Regions from separate parts of the Mus musculus genome. Here region 2 is linked to region 1. Evidence: chromatin contacts called from ENCODE Hi-C or POLR2A ChIA-PET data. All regions are on one chromosome and are shown on one strand. Each heading gives the region's core, a stretch centred on a gene start or an enhancer-like site at or near the end of the contact. The rest is flanking DNA. Distances are from core to core; before and after follow the strand shown. Region 1 holds the start of Kash5 (KASH domain containing 5). Region 2 holds the start of Cd37 (CD37 antigen).

Region 1 (3,602 bases), core at 685-3,184:
ATGCAGCCATCACTCTGCCTTGCCTGTATTCCGGCAGCCGAATGTTTTCTGGAGACATTATTATCTGGCTTTTGGAGACAGGGACTTAGTAAATATATATTATGTAGCTTTAGCTGTAGTGGGCCTTCTGAAGCTGTGTAAAGCAGGCTGGTCTTCAGCTAGTGGGGATCCTCCTGCTGTCCATCTCAGAGGCTTTTAGAAGGCACCAGGGAAAGAAGAGGCTTTCTGAGACTCTTTCAAGGGGAAACTCGGACAAAATCTTGAGGAACAAGGGATATCAGGTGGCCAGTGAGTGTCTTGTGGGTTTTAAACATGGAGGAAGTCTGGAGGGGATCCCTGGACTAGAATTCAAGGGCTGCATTTCTGGGGTGTCACTAGATTTCAGAGTCCCCGGCGGAACTTGTAGGGCAACTACAGATTTCTAAAGTATCAGATAGGACTTGAACACCAAATCTCCACCAAGATTTCAGAGGAAAAGTCTCTGACAGGTTTTTGAGGGAGACTCTGATGGGATATCTAGAAGATCCTAGCGGCTGGCGTGGTGGGCTACACCTGTGATACCAGCACTCAGGAGGCTGAGGCAGCAGGATCCAAGGTTTTGAGTAGAGTCTGGGCAATTTACTGAAGCCCTAGAGAGTCCCTGGAGGGTAGCTTAGTCGTTAAGAGGACTAACAGTTTACTCTTCCAGATAGATATGGGTTGGAATCCCACTACACACATGTGAACTCCTCCTCATCTGCAATTTTAGTTCAGAGGGATACAAAACCACCTGGTCTCCACAGGCACATACCTGACACACATACAAACATGCCGGCAAAATACTCAAAAACAAACAAACAAACAAAAAACCCCAACAACAACAAAAACCAAAAACACCCAAACAAAAGCCAGGCAGTGGTGGTGCACACCTTTAATCCCAGCACGTGGGAACCAGAAGCACACAGGCCAGCCTGGTCTACAGAGAGAGTTCCAGGACAGTCAATGCTACACAAAGAAACCCTGTCTCAAAACAAAAACACCTACCCTACCCACAAAAACAAAATAGATTAAGTGTTAGGTTTCAAAAGTTCTAGAAGATTGCAGTTGGGCACATCTGGGAGAGCTGTAATCCTAAAACTGGGGAATGAGGATCATGAGGTCGTGGCCAGCCTGGGCAGCACTTGGAGGGTCTGTCTCAAACAAAAATAGAAAACAAGCAACAAAAAGCAACCGGAAGTTTCAAGAGTCTGACAGGATTGCCGAAGTTGCCACTAGAATTTTCCTGAGGAAGCCGGTCACGGTGGCGCACGCCTTTAATCCCAGCGCTCGGGAGGCAGAGGCAGGAGGATTTCGGAGTTCGAGGCCAGCCTGGTCTACAGAGTGAGTTCCAGGTCAGCCAGGGCTACACAGAGAAACCTTGTCTCAAAACTTGGGGCGTTTTTGAAGGAGCTGGCAGGTGATGTTACCGGGGAACCTGCCATGAAAGTCGCCACAGGCAGGGCGTACCTGGAGTCGGGACTCAGTTGAGGGACACCAGCGACGAACGGCGGTTGCGAATGTCACGGAAGAGGCGTGTTCACACGCGCCTTTTCCCGCCAGAAATGCAAATGAGCCGGCCTCCTGCAAGTCCCGCCCTCTCAGGCTCTTGTACTCACGCAAGCGCACTCCGAGTGGATGGCGCCCGGGTCTCTCCTTACGAAGACCCTTGAGCTGGCGCATGCGTAGAGCTTCTCGGGAGGATAGGCTGGACCTGAGGATCGAGTGCATGCGCACTAGTGGGGCTAGCGGTGATGGCGCGATATTATCGGCAGCTTTCTTCTGCGGTACAAAAATCCTTTCCTTCTGCTTGACAAAATAGGGCCAAGCAGGAGAGAGTTCAACCGAAGGACTCCCTGTTCATCCTTTTCTTCTTGTCAGTCTTTGAACCAAGTTCTTTCTTTTGGGTCTGGCTCGCCCGCCACTGTCACAATGATGCGCAGTCTGGTCCAGCCTCACTTCCGCTCCATTCCCTCCCCCCCCCCCGCCCCCCGCATTAATAGGTACCCAAGCTGTTTTCCCAAACTATTATAGTTTCTACTTACTGCTTAGCTATGTAGCCCAGGATGGCTTCGGACTTGAAGCAATCACCCTGCCTCAGTCCATGCCTGTGGACTATTCGAACTTTTTTATTATTAAGGGTCCAACAGCCGGGCGTGGTGGTGCACGCCTTTAATCCCAGCACTTGGGAGGCAGAGGCAGGCAGATTTCTGAGTTCGAGGCCAGCCTGGTCTACAAAGTGAGTGCCAGGTCAGCCAGGGCTACACAGAGAAACCCTGTCTCGAAAAAGCCAAAAAAAAAAAAAAAAAAAAACCAAACCAAAAAAGAGTAAAGACACTTGCCACCCATCCCGGTGATCGATCTGAGAAGAATCCCCAGGACCCACATGGTGCAAGGAGGGCCCCTGAATTCCACATGCAGACCCTATCATGTTCACTTTCCTACCCCTTGCTGTTTAAAAACACATGCATGTAATGATAAGGACTGGGCATGTAGCTCAGGGGTACGGTGTTTGACTGAGGGTGCCCTCATTCAATCCCTAGGGCCTAGTGAATTGGGCAGGGTAGTGTACCAGTACTCGGGAGGTAGAGGCAAAAAGTGCAAGGTCTTTCTCACCTTACTGACCATCAGACCCTGTGTGTGCTGTTTAGTTTTTTGTTGCCTTGACAAAAGCCAGAGTCATCTGAAAACCTCAACTGAAAAGTTACCCTGTCAGTAGGCAAGCCTGTGGGGATATTTTCTTGGTTAATGAGTGATGTGGATGGCAGCCCACTGTGGGCAAGACCACCCCTGGGAAGGTGCTTCTGGGTTGTATGAAAAAAAACAAAACAAAACCCTGAGCAAGCTTCAGTTCCTCCTTCGAGCCCCTACCCTGCCTCTTCTCTGTGATGGACTGTGATCTATCACAAGATGAAATAGACTCCCCAAGTTGTTTTTGATCATGGTGCTCACCCCAAGTTGTTTTTGATCGTGGTGCTCACGCACCGCAGCAGTAGAAAGCAAACTAGGACGCCTGGTCTAGATGAAAGGTCTGCCGGGTGTTTTCAGGACAACTTGTGGTGCATTCTGGACCCTGTTAGCTTTGTCCCTATTATCAACATCCATTCCTGGGGCTGGAAACATAGACCACTGTTTAAGAGCAATGGATGTTTTTCCAGAACACCTGAGATGGATTCCCAGCATCCACATTGCAGGCCACTCAGGACACAGAAGCAGGGAGTTTGACTGGGCTTATCCCATACTGCCTCTGGGGTGGATGCTGGGCTGTAAGGAAGTGACATTGCTCCCAGGGTGGGAAAGCCAGAGCTCCTTCTGGGGTCCCAGGCCTGTGACAAGGCCAGGGTTGTGGGGTTCTCAGACTCTTGGAAATCCTGGCACGGCTGGGAGTCCTGGAAGAGCAGGGGCCTGAGGTCTGGGGACAGCATCTAGCCTGGAGCCTGGGGCAGGGGTTGGGGGAGAAGGGGAACTCCAGCTAGTCTCACAGGGATTATTGTCCTTATCTTGGTAAGGGAAGGAGGTTGTGACTGGGAGCGCAGAGAAGCCTTCTATGGGGGAGTGGGTTGTGGCTCTGAAGGTGAAGGCCTTCT
Region 2 (3,430 bases), core at 497-2,996, 34 kb after region 1:
GGGGGAGTTCAGCCCCTCGGGTCTCCCAGGGGCTGGCCCGAAACGGGGGGTGGGGAATGCCACTCACCAGGCCCAGGAGACAGCGCAGCTCCTTTAGAGCCCCCACACAGCCCAGGAGAGCCAGGGCCATGGTGAGGACACCTGAGACAGCCAGGACCTTGGACCAAGTCTGCAGTGGCACGAAGGACAAACCTGAGGTGGTGACAAGCAGTGAGAGTGGGTGGAGGAGAGGACAGCAGCTCCACTCGGCCACCCAGGAAGGCCGTGACTCTTGGATCCCCGTGTCCCTTCCTCTGAATCTGCCTGGGTGGGCCTCTGCTTCTGCCCCACGCTGAGGTGCTTTCTCCTCTCTCTCTCTCTCTCTCTCTCTCTCTCTCTCTCTCTCTCTCTCTCTCTTTCTCTCTCTCTCTCAGAGAAGATTTCTCTGTGTAACAGCCCTGGCCTTCCTGGAACTCTGTACTCTAGGTGGCCTTGAACTCACAGAGATCTGCCCACCTCTGCCTCCCAAGTGTTGGGACTAAAGACATGTGCCACCATGCCCAGCTGAATCCATTTCTTAAACTTTTTGAGGGCAAAGAAATAAAGGATCGATTTCCTGGACTTTCCTTTCCTTTCCTTTCCTTTCCTTTCCTTTCCTTTCCTTTTTTCTTTTTTCTTGAGACAGAGTCTCAGGTAACTCAGGCTGGCCTCGGACTCAGTAGCCAGGGGTAACCTGGAACCTTGTGATCTTCCCACCTACACCTCCCCATGCTGGAATGTCAGGTGTGGGCCACCACATATATCCTAGAATTGTTCTGAGCGAGGTTCGAATGAAAACGCTGTTCAATTCAGCGGTCAATGTGGTGAGTCTGAGTTGCTATGGTTTTGGTGTCCCCTCCTTAAATGGTTTCCTTGTTATTATTACTTTATTTTTGCTCTTCCCCTTCCTGGCTGTGTGACACCCAGCAAAAGACTTCCCTTCTCTGAACCTCAACAAGGGAGAGTCTCTGAGTTCCAGTCCAAAATGAGACACAGGAAGTATTTGAGAAATAGCTATTATTTCTGTTATTACTGTTCCTAACCGCGACCTCATGGTGCTGTGGTTGTTTTGGAGGCAGGACCTCATTATCCAGCCTGGGCTCCAACCCACTGTGTAGTCTAGGATGGCCTGGAACTCCTGATCTCCCACCTCCTGCGTGCTGGGATGACAGGCATGACCGGCTACATCTGCTTTACACTTCCTACTTACCAGCACACATCCAGCTTACTGGCAGTGCCAGTGGGGTGCCAGTCAGAGCTGGAGCCCTACCTGGGAAGATAGTAGCTATTGAGGGCCTCCCCAGGGCGAGTGAGATATCAGGAGATGCCTTGGGGTGGGATTCTGGGTTCAAGTCCAAAGACCCTCCCCTACTGCGCAGCCCCCCTCACCCACAAAGGACACGAAGCTGGTCTTGTCAATGAGGATCCAGGTGCCGAAGCAGAAAATCAGGCCGCCTAGTACCTAGGGGAAGAGAAGAAATGAGGCTAGGGCGGATCAAGGGCCACTGTGGCCCTGGAACCCCGGCTGGGTAGCCATGAGTAGACTCACAAAGAAGAAGAGGTTGAAAACGAAGAGGAAGTACTTGATGAGGCTGAGGCAACTCTCTTGGGCGGACATCTTCGCCTAGATGGGGAATGACCCACTCGAGAAACCCAGACAGAAGAGGTGTTGGCCGCAGGGGGGAAGGGGAATAGTGGGCAAAGAAAGACAGAGACTGAGAGGCACAAAGGAAACCGGCAGAGAAAGAGGAAGTTCCGGGGGGGTGGAGCTCCACCCCGCCCTGTTCATTTAGTGACTGTCAGCGGGGGCCCTATCTTCTTCAGGGTTCCATCGAGTGCACAGCAGTACCTGAGGGTCCTTGGAATATGTGGGTGCCAGGGACACAATGGGTTCCTCGCAGGTGTCCATAGCTCAGGCAGGGCGCACAGGGGCTTCTGATGGACTTCCACTCACGTGGGTCCTGGGACTTCAAGGTTGTTTCTGCAGAGTTCAACCTCACAGACACTCTGACCTCACTGGCTACTGGCTCCGCCCCCTGCACCCTGTGATCTTCTGCTTAGCACCCATTAGCCTCGAGCCACCGCGCTGTCTCTGCCTCTCTGTCTCTGTCTCTCTGGGCCTTTGCGGTCTCTGTCCTGTGTGTCTCTTTCCCTGGGTCTCTCTCTTTGCTCTCTTTCTTCTAGAGCAGGTGCTCCGATGTGCTTGGGGGCCAGGGTTGGACCCCTGGGGAAGTGAAAGGGCTGCAGAGGAGGTGTGACAGTCCCAGGAGTGAGGAGGGCAGCGAGGCAGTGCCTGAATATCCGGTGGAGGAAGTGAACCTCAGATGGCACTTCCTACCTCTGCGGAGAAACCTGAGGGGAGGAGGCCCCAGAAAAGCCAGGCACTGGAGTGGGGGTCACTTGAGCATACCTAGCATCTTCAAAGTTTCCTATGATGTGCCCAGAAAGAAGTCCCTGACACTTGTCAAGTCCCCAGTTCCTCACAGATTTCTAATGTGGGAAGTTCCTATCACCTATCTACCCAAAGCCTAGTTCTCTGGGACAGCAGCTGCCTTCTGAGACATGTCTCATCTATTTTCTTTCTGTATGTGTATTTGTATGTGTTAGTGTGTGTGTGTGTGTGTGTGTGTGTGTGTGTGTGTGTGTGCGCGCGCGCGCCTTTGGAGGCCAGAGGACAACATTGGAAGCTGTTCATCTTTTTTTAAAAAAATTTTAACGATGTGTGTGTGTGTGTATGTCTGCGCCACATGGTGCTTATAGAGGGCAGAAGATAGATAAATTTTCGGGACTGGGCCTCTCCTGCCACAGGCTGTGCTCCAAGGCAGGTTCTGCCATCTCCAATAAGCCAAGTAAAAGAACCAAATTTCTAGAGGAAACAGAAAAAGGTTTACACACAGTGTGGTCACATTTAGAAGGGCACAAAGCGATCTGGTGATCCCCTTCAATTCATTTTTGGGGTCCCTCACTGAGACTGAGGTGTAAATAGAAGGCTAATGTTATGCATGTCTATGCAGTCCACCATGCGGTCCTACCCACCACTGACCCACCATCGTCTGGGCTTCAACCTCAACCTGTGGTCGCCCAAGCTCTTAGAGCCGTGTGAAATCCTATTCAGGGACACGCTAACCATTGGTTGGCATCTTTTCCCTTTCCCAGCATGAGATTCCTAGGGGGAGATTCCCCTTTCTTTGTGCTTCATTGTCCCAATAATCGGACAGATAGGTTGAGACACTTAGCTTATCTTCCCTTCCTCCTGTGGGGTCTGGGATGGAACACCGTTTGGTGGCACATCTGGGCCTCTCATTTGCCAGTTTTTAATTCTTATCTGCTGTCCTTAAAATCCCTAATTGGCCTTTGTGTGTGTGTGTGTGTGTGTGTGTGTGTGTGTGTGTGTGTGTGTGTGTGTTTATTT

The links. Hi-C counts contacts between places; a loop is a spot of excess contacts on that map. ChIA-PET counts read pairs that join two places held with the same protein, here RNA polymerase II (POLR2A).
Region 2: a map of v-Abl transformed pro-B cells shows a loop between it and region 1 (1.9-fold over the local background). The contact joins the promoter of Cd37 here to the promoter of Kash5 in region 1. A Hi-C loop is called at or near these places in 3 of 37 maps with a recorded cell type or tissue (left cerebral cortex and v-Abl transformed pro-B cells). POLR2A ChIA-PET finds 5 or more read pairs at or near these places in 3 of 5 experiments (all embryonic stem cell).

Annotation. Positions count from the first base shown.
Region 1 is chr7:45,202,958-45,206,559 of GRCm38, forward strand. It overlaps Kash5 (KASH domain containing 5), which reads right to left and starts at 1,935. Exons shown (of 20, transcript NM_201374.2): 1 at 1,635-1,935. The coding sequence starts at 1,746.
Region 2 is chr7:45,237,093-45,240,522 of GRCm38, forward strand. It overlaps Cd37 (CD37 antigen), which reads right to left and starts at 1,747. Exons shown (of 8, transcript NM_007645.4): 1 at 1,568-1,747; 2 at 1,408-1,480; 3 at 68-192. The coding sequence starts at 1,636.